Regions from separate parts of the Homo sapiens genome. Here region 1 is linked to region 2. A link is a loop called in an ENCODE intact Hi-C map of the cell type or tissue named here. Cell type or tissue: adrenal gland. All regions are shown on one strand. Links, peaks and the distances in the headings refer to the core of each region. The heading gives the core; the rest is flanking DNA. Region 1 has its middle 50 kb from the start of SLC32A1. Region 2 overlaps FAM83D (family with sequence similarity 83 member D).

Region 1 (5,377 bases), core at 246-5,245, 280 kb before region 2:
ACAGCAGAGTGAGATCCTGTCTCAAAACAAAACAAAACAAAACAAAACACAATCATATGAGATGACAGTAAACAAGATCTTGCCTGAAAACATTCAGCTTTGTCATCATAATTAGAAGATTTTTACTACAAAAAAATCAGGCCTCGGTGAAGAGAGGGGACTCACCCCAAAGGAGTTGCAACCACTGGGTCATCTAGTTTGCCCTCTTAAAAGTGTGAACACTAACTTTTGATATGCAGCAAAAGGTTGAAGGGACGGATGATGAAGCCCAGCTGCCTGGTTCCAGTCCAGTTCTGCCACTCCCCCCAGGGTGACCTTAGGCCAGTTACTTAACCTCTCTGTGCTTCGGCTTCCTATTCTGCAAAATGAGGATAATAATGCCTTTCCGGCAAGTGTGTTCTGAGGTATGAATCAGTCAATGTAGTGAAGCACCTGGCACAGCAGTAAGACACAGTGAGAACCAGGTAAGTGTTTGCTCTTATTACTCATTAGGCATCTTTACTTACTTGCTTGTGTGGCTTCTAAACTGCAGTTTGGGGAGGGGGTTCTGCAATCATCAGCAGCAAATTGTTTTTAGGCCAGTCACCATCACATGGACGATGTTTTCTTACCCTTGGTTTAGACTTGAATCCCAATCAGGCCAGGAGGGGAGATCCCCAGGCTGACCCCGTTTAAGGTGCAAAAACTGAGGCTTGAGAAAGTTAAGTAACTTTCCCAAGATACACACATTATAAAAAGAGGAGCCTGGCCTTGAATTCGGTCAAGTCTCCAGTGCTGGGCACCAAGTAGCAGGCCCCTCAGCTGGCCCTGCATCTTCTTGGGCCTCCCCATAACCCCTGTCAGCAATCCCCGTTTAATGCGAACACCATATCCTTCCCTCCTGGCGGAGGCATATCTGGCAGTGCTTAAAAGCACAAATAAGCTGAGATTGATATGAGGATGAATTGAATTAACATTTATACGACCAGTACAGGGCGTGGCACAGGATGAGTGCTAAGTTAGTAATATTTATGATGATGATGACTATTACTATTATTATTCTGAGACAGGGTCTCACTCTGTTGCCCAAGCTAGAGTGCAGCGGTGCAATTAAGGCTCACTGCAGCCTCCACCTTCAGGGCTCAGGCGATCCTCCCTCCTCAGCTTCCTGGGTAGCTTAGACTACAGGCGCGTGCCACCATGCCCAGCTAATTTATTTATTTATTTTGTAGAGAAGAGGTCTCACTGTGCTGCCCAGGTTGCTCTCAAGCTCCTGGGCTCAAGCGATCCTCCTGCCTCGGCCTCCCAAAGTGTTGGGATTACAGATGTGAGTCACTGCACCTGGCCTATTATTATTTAGCTCGGAAAATCAACCCTAATGACCTCACCGGATACACCACTTCCAGGCTTGGATTTTAGGTTCCCTACACAATTTAGGGCTGTGTCCTGGCTTTAAATATGTAAATGCTGCTGTGAGAAACACATCCTCGGGAGGGAGAAGGGGTGGGCTCAGAACCTAAGACTTTCCAGGAACTCAGATGGGGACTTGGGAAAGCTGTAAAGAAGAGGTCCCTGATCTTATGAAGTTTATGGAAAACTACCTAATTACAAAATTACTTCACGCCTTGAAAAAGAACGGAATGAACAGGACGCTATCATACAGAATAACGGAGGGGTGGGGCTCCACTTCTGATCAGAGGGTCAGGGAGGACCTCTTGGAGGCGGTGATAGTTAAGCTGACACCTGAAGAAGCCAGTCATGCAAAGAGTGGGTCAACAGCTTTCCAAGGCAGAGGGAATCAGGAAAGCGATGGGCTTGTCTGAGGAACAGAAAGGACAACGAACGTGTGAGTCACACTAAGGGGCGCCGTGGTGCGGCATGAGGCTGGAGCCTGATCACTCGGGGTCTTACTGGCCACGGTGAGGAGTCAGGGTTTCATGCGCCCCTGCAGTCAGAAAGCATGGCCCAACCCCAGTGCCCTAAGTCCGGAAACATTCAAAGCTGGACCCAGGGTAGCGGGATCCGGGGCCTCTGGGGACCCGAGAGGGACGTTAAGTTCAGGGCTTCAGGGTGCAGCCCTGGGGTCGGTACCCCCAGCCTCCAACCCAGAGCTGGCAGCGCTCGCCCCCTTCTCCGCGCGGGCCCTCAGCTCAGCTCCCTCTTCGCTCCCCGTGTCCCCGCGAGCGGGAGGGAGGGGATGCTAGGACGCCCTGTCGGCGTCGTCGCCGCTTTCCGCCATTGTTTAGTCGTGATGCTCTCATTTTCTCTGAATCAACAATTTTCTGCTCGGCTCCGCGCCGACCGGCGAACGCGGGGCTTTTCCTCGCCCGCCTGATGACAGCAGAGCGGCGCGGAGCAGCTGGTCCGGAAGGAAGCGCCAGGCGCCTGCCCGGTCCCAGGCGTCCGCTGCCGCCCACCCACACCAGACCCCGCCCCCGCGCGTCAAGCCCCGCCCATCCATACCAAGTCCCGCCCCCACACCCTCACCCACACACCAGGCCGTCCCCACCCCGCCCCCAGAGCCCCGGGGCGCCCCGCCCGCTAGCCGCGCACGCGCAGTGAGCACGGCGACCCCCGGTGGTCGGGTGTCTCCGCAGGCCGAACACGCTGCTCGCCCAGCTGCGGATCATTACCGCCCTTTTGTTCTCCGTCGCGCGCTCGCCCCACGCTAGGAATGCAAACTGTAGGCGCCGCCAGCCCCCCCTTCCTGTTTCCCTGGGTGGGAGTGGGAAGGGAGTTTTAAACTGAATTGTGCTCAGACTCCCAGCCCAGTCTTCCCGGAGCCATCCGTTCCTTCATCCAATGCGGACACCCATATCTAAGGTTCGGGCAGGATTTCCGGGGCACCCTCAAACCCAGCCCGTGGGATCCGGGAAGGCCTCCTGGAGGAGAGTCCACGAGGCACGGAGCCGAGGATGGGGTTGGGGTTAGGTCTTGGAGGGCTTCGAATTTCCGGCAAAGGGTCTGGGATGGTTCTTGAGGACAGCAGGGATTTGCAGGGAGGCTGGGGGTGGAGGTGGGCAGAGGTCTTGCTCACATTTGTGTTCTACAAAGGTCCTTTTGGCTTTTGGGAGGCGGAGACTGAGACTGGAGTCCAGAGGACCAAGGAGGACGAGGTAACTGCCGTGGTCCAGGTGGGAGAAAATGTCGGTGAGGTCTTGGGGGATAGAACGCAAAAGAAGACTAGGGAGTAAAATTTACAGAACCAGTGGCTAGTCAAGTTTAGGGGTGAGGGGGAAAATGAGGACACCCCCAAGATTCTGACTTCCGTGACCATATGGGCGGGGGGACGTCTCCTGAGAAACTGGGAAGGAATGAGGGTTGCTGGGCTGAGCAGATGAGGGAGACCTCGTTCTCCCACCCCCTTCCTAACCTTGTACTTTCCACACCTACGTAAGTAGGCCCTCGTTTCACACAGGCCTCTGTTCAGCGTCCCTTCCTCTGAGAGGCCTTTGCTGACCACCTTTTGTAAGACCCTCCCCATCCCCATACCCTACCCACTGTTTCTTCACGGCACTGACCACCCAAAGTTGTATTTGGATTTGTCTATTGGTTTCTTTTCTGTCTCCCCCACAAAACTGTGAGCTCCTTGAGGACAGGGGCTTTGCTCGGTTCTTTGCAGTATTTCCAGGACCTGGGACACCATTGCCTAGTCTCTGCCTAAAGAATGCATGAATGAATGAATGAGGCAGTGCAGGGTCCAGGCCTTGCTGGTTCATCACTGCATTCTGAGCTGAGCACTAAATAGCAATTTGCTCAATAAATGCATGAATGGATGGATAGTTGCTTCACAACCTAGTAGATAAAATCTAGGCCGGGTGTAGTGGCTCATGCCTATAATCCCAGCACTTTGGGAGGCCGAGGTGGGTGGATCACTTGAGGCCAGGGGTTCAAGACCAGCCTGGCCAACATGGTGAAACCCTGTCTCTACTAAAAATACAAAAATTAGCCAGCCGTGGTGGTGCGCACCTTTAGTCCCAGCTACTTGGGAGGCTGAGGCAGGAGAATCACTTGAACCCAGGAGTCAGAGGTTGCAGTGAACCAAGATCACACCACTGCACTCCAGCCTGGGTGACAGAGTGAGACTCCGTCTCAAAACGAAACAGCCTGGTAGGTAAAATCTAGAGTCATAATGTGAGGAGCAGTACCGTGAGATACCATCAGGATAATGGATTAATAATAGCCCATGTTTATTGAGCGCCTCCTTCACACCAGGGCTGTGTTGCCTGCTGCAGATGGGTTATCTCAGTTAGTCCTCATGTCATCCCTATGAAGTAAGGACTCTTGGTGGCTCCATTTACACACATGAGGAAAATGAGGCCCAGAGAGGTTGAATGATATGCCCAAATTCACACAGCTAGTAAACGGCAGGGCCAGGATCTGAACCTAAGGTGGTTGCACTATTACCAAGTCACAGCACAGTACATGGATGCTATGGCTTGGTGGAAAGGGTCAAAAGCATCCCCACACCCAGTCCAAGGCTCCTCCTAACTTAGATGATTTCTTCTCAAAGGGTCAGAGGCTCCATGTTGCCCCAGCCAGGCCCAGAACAGCAGCAGAGGTCTGGCTGAGTAGAGAGATGCTGATACTAAGTCTACCTGGCCAGTCCTCGACTGTGGGACCAGCACTCCACTTCATGTGTGTGTTATAACATTCGATCTTCAGAGCAAACTTGGTGAGGCCCTCGCGGTAATCATTCCCATTTTCCAGATGGAGAAAGTGAGGCGTAGTGAGGTAAACCAGCTTACCTAGGGCCACACAGCTATTGTGTGGGACAGCTGGTGTCCAAACCCAGGCAGGCTGATTCCAGATCCCACCTCTGTGCTTCCTTTAAGCTGACCACAGCAGGAGGCTGGATGAGGCCAGGCCAGCTCAGGCTGGCCATTCTCAGTGCCAGATGGTGGCTGCCAGGCATGGCTGGAGCGGTGTTTACCCTGTGGCCATTCTGCCTCTGCCCATTGAGAGGGCAGCCCTCTCAATCATCATAAACCGAGGCTGAACCAAGATAGCAAATCCGCATCCTCCATCCCCTGTCACTGGACATCCTGTATTCAATCACCCACATATTCATTTCTTCTAATCTTTCTCTCTTGACTGTGATAAAGTCACTTTTATAGTGCTGAGAACGTGCAGTTCATTTGAATTAAGTCTGCTGGAGTAGATTAGTTTGTGTGGGAAAATCAGGGCTATAAAAGAAGGCATATTTCAATGGTTCTTTTAACTGATTATGCTCTAGGGTCTTATTGTAAGAATCTCATTTGGGGTGTGGGGTGTGTGTGTGTGAGAGAGAGAGAGAGAGAATTGCACACTCACTTCTAGAACCCTGGAGTGCTGAGGAAGACCACCTAGAAGCCTCCCTATAGGAAGGGTCTGGGCTTCCCTTAGAGAAATGATGAAG
Region 2 (5,377 bases), core at 118-5,117:
CCCAGCTAACTTTTTTTTGTATTTTTAGTAGAGATGGGGTTTCACTATGTTAGCCGGGATGGTCTCAATCTCCTGACCTTGTGATCCGGCCACCTTGGCCTCCCAAAGTGCTGGGATGATAGGCATGAGCCACCGTGCCCAGCCAGATCCTGGCTTTCTTATATGGCCTTTAGTAGCTGTCTCCCAAAGGGTGAAACTCTTTCACTCAGAATTACTATCAATCCCTTCTGTCAGAATCCATTTGATAAAGAAAAAAGAAATCTCTGAAAACTTACTTGGCTCTGGTGGGATCACATGCCCACCCTGAATGAATCCCTGCATCCAAGGGAATAGGATACTCTGGCCAGTGTGGACCACATGCCTGCCCCTATTGTGGTTGGAGAGAGTATGATAATGAAAGCTTTCTGGGGTACAGGTGGGTGTGAGTTCTGCTAGCAGAGGAGGGAGGCGGGGAAGGGACACCGTACAGGCAAGGGCACATGGCCACTAATCAGCTCTAAAATGTTTTGAGCCATGGTGTTTTGTGAAAATGGCAGCACAGCCCCATGACTGTGGGTCCTCCACTGTTAGTGAGGAAGACTACTTCAGCAGCCACAAGGACAAGCTTGAGGGCAGGAAGGCCACTGATGTTGCCACTCAAACAGTAGCAAGGAGCAGGGCATTAGCAATTCATAGGGCCTAGGGTCTGATCTGGAGTCCAGCAGTAGCTCCCCTCTGTGATAATCCCTTTATCTGGTTTCCTTACCTTTAAGATGGGGGTGCTGGCCTAAATAGTTTTCTTACCTTTAAAATGGGGATGCTGGCCTAAATATTTAGAAGCCCTATTTTTTATTTTTAATTAATTTTTTGAGATGGAGTCTCGCCCAGTCATGGAATCTCGCCCAGTCATGGAATGTGCAGTGGTGTGACCTCAGCTTACCGCAACCTCTGCCTCCGGGGTTCAAACAATCCTCCCACCTCAGCCTCCCGAGTAGCTAGGATTACAGTCATGCACCACCACGCCTGGCTAATTTTTTATGTGTTTTTACTGGAGACAGGGTTTCACCATGTTGGCCAGGTTGGTCTTGAACTCCTGACCTCAAAGGATCTGCCCACTTCATCCTCTCAAAGTGCTGGGATTACAGTCATGAGCCACCGCGCCTGGCCCCCTTTCCAGTTTTTAAAAACTCTGAGGCAAGGACCAGGTGAGGTGGCTCACACCTGTAATCCTAGCACTTTGGAAGGATGAGGTGGGAGGACTGCCTGAGCCGAGGAGTTCAAGACCAGCCTGAGCAACATAGCAAGACCCCGTCTCAAAACAAACAAACAAACAAAAAAACCCTCTGAGGCTGAGCATTTAGTGTGTTTGTTAAACAGTTGGCCTTTTTACTTTTATGGTAACACACATAAATGTTATATATGTGTTAAGGCTAGTTAAATACATGCAAATGGTAGGTATGATATCACCAAATTTGTGACCCTTATGTGGTAAGATACCTGTACTATATTATTCAGATGGACAGTGAGTAAAACAAAATTGCTCATCCTTACCAGCTGCTGTTTGTTTCTTTTTAATCTTTAAGTTTTACATGGACGGATGGCAAATTAAACAGCAGTAACTTGGTAATTCTGTCTGGCCAAGTGGTTGAACACTTTGATCTGGAGTTCCGAATCCTGTATGCCCAGTCCAAGCCCATCAGCCCCAAACTCCTGTCTCACTTCCAGAGCAGCAACAAGTTTGATCACCTCACCAACCGAAAACCACAGTCCAAGGAGCTCACCCTGGGCAACCTGCTGCGGATGCGGCTGGCTAGGCTGTCAAGTACTCCCAGGAAGGCGGACCTGGACCCAGAGATGCCCGCAGAGGGCAAGGCAGAGCGCAAGCCCCATGACTGTGAGTCCTCTACTGTTAGTGAGGAAGACTACTTCAGCAGCCACAGGGACGAGCTCCAGAGCAGAAAGGCCATTGACGCTGCCACTCAAACAGAGCCAGGAGAGGAGATGCCAGGGCTGAGTGTGAGTGAGGTGGGAACACAAACCAGCATCACCACAGCATGTGCTGGTACCCAGACTGCAGTCATCACCAGGATAGCAAGCTCTCAAACCACGATTTGGTCCAGATCGACCACTACTCAGACTGACATGGATGAGAACATTCTCTTTCCTCGAGGAACTCAATCTACAGAAGGGTCACCAGTCTCAAAAATGTCTGTATCGAGATCTTCCAGTTTGAAGTCTTCCTCCTCTGTGTCTTCCCAAGGCTCTGTGGCAAGCTCCACTGGTTCTCCCGCTTCCATCAGAACCACTGACTTCCACAATCCTGGCTATCCCAAGTACCTGGGCACCCCCCACCTGGAACTGTACTTGAGTGACTCACTTAGAAACTTGAACAAAGAGCGGCAATTCCACTTCGCTGGTATCAGGTCCCGGCTCAACCACATGCTGGCTATGCTGTCAAGGAGAACACTCTTTACTGAAAACCACCTTGGCCTTCATTCTGGCAATTTCAGCAGAGTTAATTTGCTTGCTGTTAGAGATGTAGCACTTTATCCTTCCTATCAGTAACTGCTCCGTGTTCAGACTCCTGGTTTCTTCCAGGCTTACAGTGGACATCATCAGCTTCCTGCTTTAAAAAATATCTTATGTCCCTAATTGCCTTTCTTTTACCTGACTTTGTCACCTTTGTTGTCTTTGAATTCTTTAGGCTGCATATTATTTTACATGCTTTGTTTTGTCATGTATATACCAGGTATTGGTTTTATGGTTTAAACACTATGGATACAGGGGTTTGTTTTGCACAATTTTAATAGTCATGCACTACATAATGATGTTTTGGTCAATGACAGACCACGTATATGTTGGCAGTCTCATAAGATTATAATACTGTATTTTTACTATACCTTTTCTGTGTTTAGATACAAATACCATTATGTTACAGTTGCCTACAGTATTCAGTGCAGTAACATGATGTACAGGTTTGTAGCCTGTTTTGCATTTTTCTTAGGTTGTATGCTCTTCTGTTTTAAAGGTTTGAATCACCAGCATTTTTGTGATCAAAATCCTATTTAGAAAAAATAAAACTACTTTCTGTTTATCTCTTTAGAATATCTGTGTTCTTAGCATTAAATAAATATAAACTTGTGCTTCTGTACTTTTTCCCCCCCTCTGACACTTTTCTCTTTAAATCTGGGAGTATGTCACAAATTAATGCACCTAATAGATATAGGTATATAGATATCTATATCTGAAGGTTTTTTAAATAGTGTCAGGGTGAGGAAGAAGTAGATGATCCAAACTATAGAAGAGAAAATAGATCCACTTAACCTTCCTCAGCATCATGAATATTGATGTTACTCTATAGTTTAAGTGAGGAAACTGGCCAGAAATAGCAGGCCTTTGCACATGCTCTGCCTTTTCTCTTTTCGAAGAAAAAGCCTGAGCTATTTCAGTAGGTCCTTGGTACTCTGGTACTCTGCTTGTCTACCAAAGGAGGCGTTAGTGTATGTTCCTATATTCATTCCCAATATTAACTCTGGTGGCCCCATGGGCCTCATTTCATCAGCTGGGTGTATTGACAGTGATTTAGCCATCTAATATCCCAGAGTAGGGGCAAAAGAGGACACTGACAATTATCCCAGTTTCCTGGTCCAGTGGCAGGCAGTGTAATGGTTTCTACATCCTTCTAATCAGGATTGGTATGGCTGTGGAATCCTGTTTTTGTCTCATTCTCATGGACAGACAAAAGGGAAGAGAGTTAAATGATGCCTTCCTCCCTCTCCTGACTTAGCTACAGCAAAAAAGATCTATAACAGGGGAAGGTGTCTGCCACATAAAATGCTGATGCACTTGTATCATGAGTGTCCCTACACTCACGCGTGTGCCAGGACTTCCTTATGATGGTCAGGCTATTTGCTGGGTTAGTGCTGTAATCTGTGGCTATAAAGAAAAGGAAAGGAAGGAAATTGATCCATGTCTGCTTAGAAACAACTCTGAGCTAAGCCTCGAGTAAACATATTGTTATTTGAAATCATCTTACAGACTTAAGTCACTTCATATATGCCATCTTTGATCTTTGCAGCAATGTAGCAGAGAGCTATGCAGGTTAGGTAGCTGTTATTTCCAATTTTCAGATGAAACTGAGGCACTGATTAAGTAGCATATTCAAGATGACATGGCTTGTAAATGGTGATGCAAGAATTTAAACACAGGTTTCTAGATTCTAAGTGCAGTACTCTGTTACATGACTATTTCTCTACACGGAGTATGGAAGCAGGAGAGAGTGTACCTTGAGAAATGGCAGTTACTGCAATGGTGAATGGAAAACTAAAACAGCCTCATTAACAAACGTTAAGTACAGGCTGGGCGCGGTGGTTCACGCCTGTAATCCCAGCACTTTGGGAGGCTGAGGTGGGCGGATCACCTGAGGTCAGCAGTTTGAGACCAGCCTCAACATGGAGAAACCCTGTCTCTATTAAAAATACAAAATTAGCTGGGTGTGGTGGTGCATGCCCCTAATCCTAGCTACTCGGGAGGCTGAGGCAGGAGAATTGCTTGAACCTGGGAGGCGGAGGTTGTGGTGAGCCGAGATCACGCTATTGCACTCCAGCCTGGGCAACAAGAGCCAAACTCTGTCTCAAAAAAAACAAAACAAAAACAAAACAGCAAAAAAAGCAAAGTACAACAAAAAAAAGTAAGTACAAAGTCCTAATCTGTGATACTTCTTTTTGTTTGTTTTTGAAGCAGTCTCGTTCTATTGCTCAGGCTGGAGTGCAGTGGCACAATCACAGCTCACTATTTTTTTGTAAAGGCAGGGTCTCACTATGGTGCCTAGGCTGCTCTTAAACTCCTGGGCTCAAGTGATCCTCTTGCCTCAGCCCCTCAAAGTGCCGGGATTACAGGCATGAGCTACTGCATTCAGCCTGTGATAATGTATTTTAATTTAGTTTGAAATTTTAACTGAATGTTCTATGGAACTGTTAATAGGATGACATAACAAAGGTTCTGTGTTTAGTGTGAGAAACTGGGCCAAAGAAATGTAAACAAAGTTCTTTAATGCAGGACTACTCAGAACTCTGAAGTAATGATCACAGTGAATTTCTCAGAGCAGGGCAGGTATATGGCTTACCACAAACTACCTACCACAGAGTGCTCTTTTTGTGGAGCAGGACTCAAAACCATTATTCTCTGAAAGTGTGGCCAACAATTAGAAATAAGAGCAAGAGCCGGGCGCGGTGGCTCACGCCTGTAATCCCAGCACTTTGGGAGGCCGAGGCGGGCGGATCACGAGGTCAGGAGATCGAGACCATCCTGGCTAACACGGTGAAACCCCGTCTCTACTAAAAAAATACAAAAAATTAGCCGGGCGTGGTGGTGGGCGCCTGTAGTCCCAGCTACTCGG

Evidence for each region. Hi-C counts contacts between places; a loop is a spot of excess contacts. Peaks named below come from ENCODE experiments on the same cell type or tissue, not always from the same donor. Only the 100,000 strongest peaks of a DNase experiment are listed, where the experiment ranks them.
Region 1: a loop joins it to region 2, with 7 times the contacts of the local background. A loop is called at or near these places in 1 of 110 quality-filtered maps.

What each region holds. Positions count from the first base shown.
Region 1 is chr20:38,672,074-38,677,450 of GRCh38, forward strand. No RefSeq gene overlaps it. Among named protein-coding and RNA genes, the nearest start is that of SLC32A1, 50 kb to the right of the region's middle. RefSeq lists a silencer at 2,384-2,493. In adrenal gland, for the core only: no CTCF peak of the experiment used is centred there; a DNase peak (open chromatin) is centred at 2,208; H3K4me3 peaks cover 1,018 bases; H3K27me3 peaks cover 1,233 bases.
Region 2 is chr20:38,949,977-38,955,353 of GRCh38, forward strand. It overlaps FAM83D (family with sequence similarity 83 member D), which reads left to right. Exons shown (of 4, transcript NM_030919.3): 4 at 1,563-3,130. The coding sequence ends at 2,544. Among named protein-coding and RNA genes, the nearest start is that of DHX35, 9.7 kb to the right of the region's middle. In adrenal gland, for the core only: no CTCF peak of the experiment used is centred there; no DNase peak of the experiment used is centred there.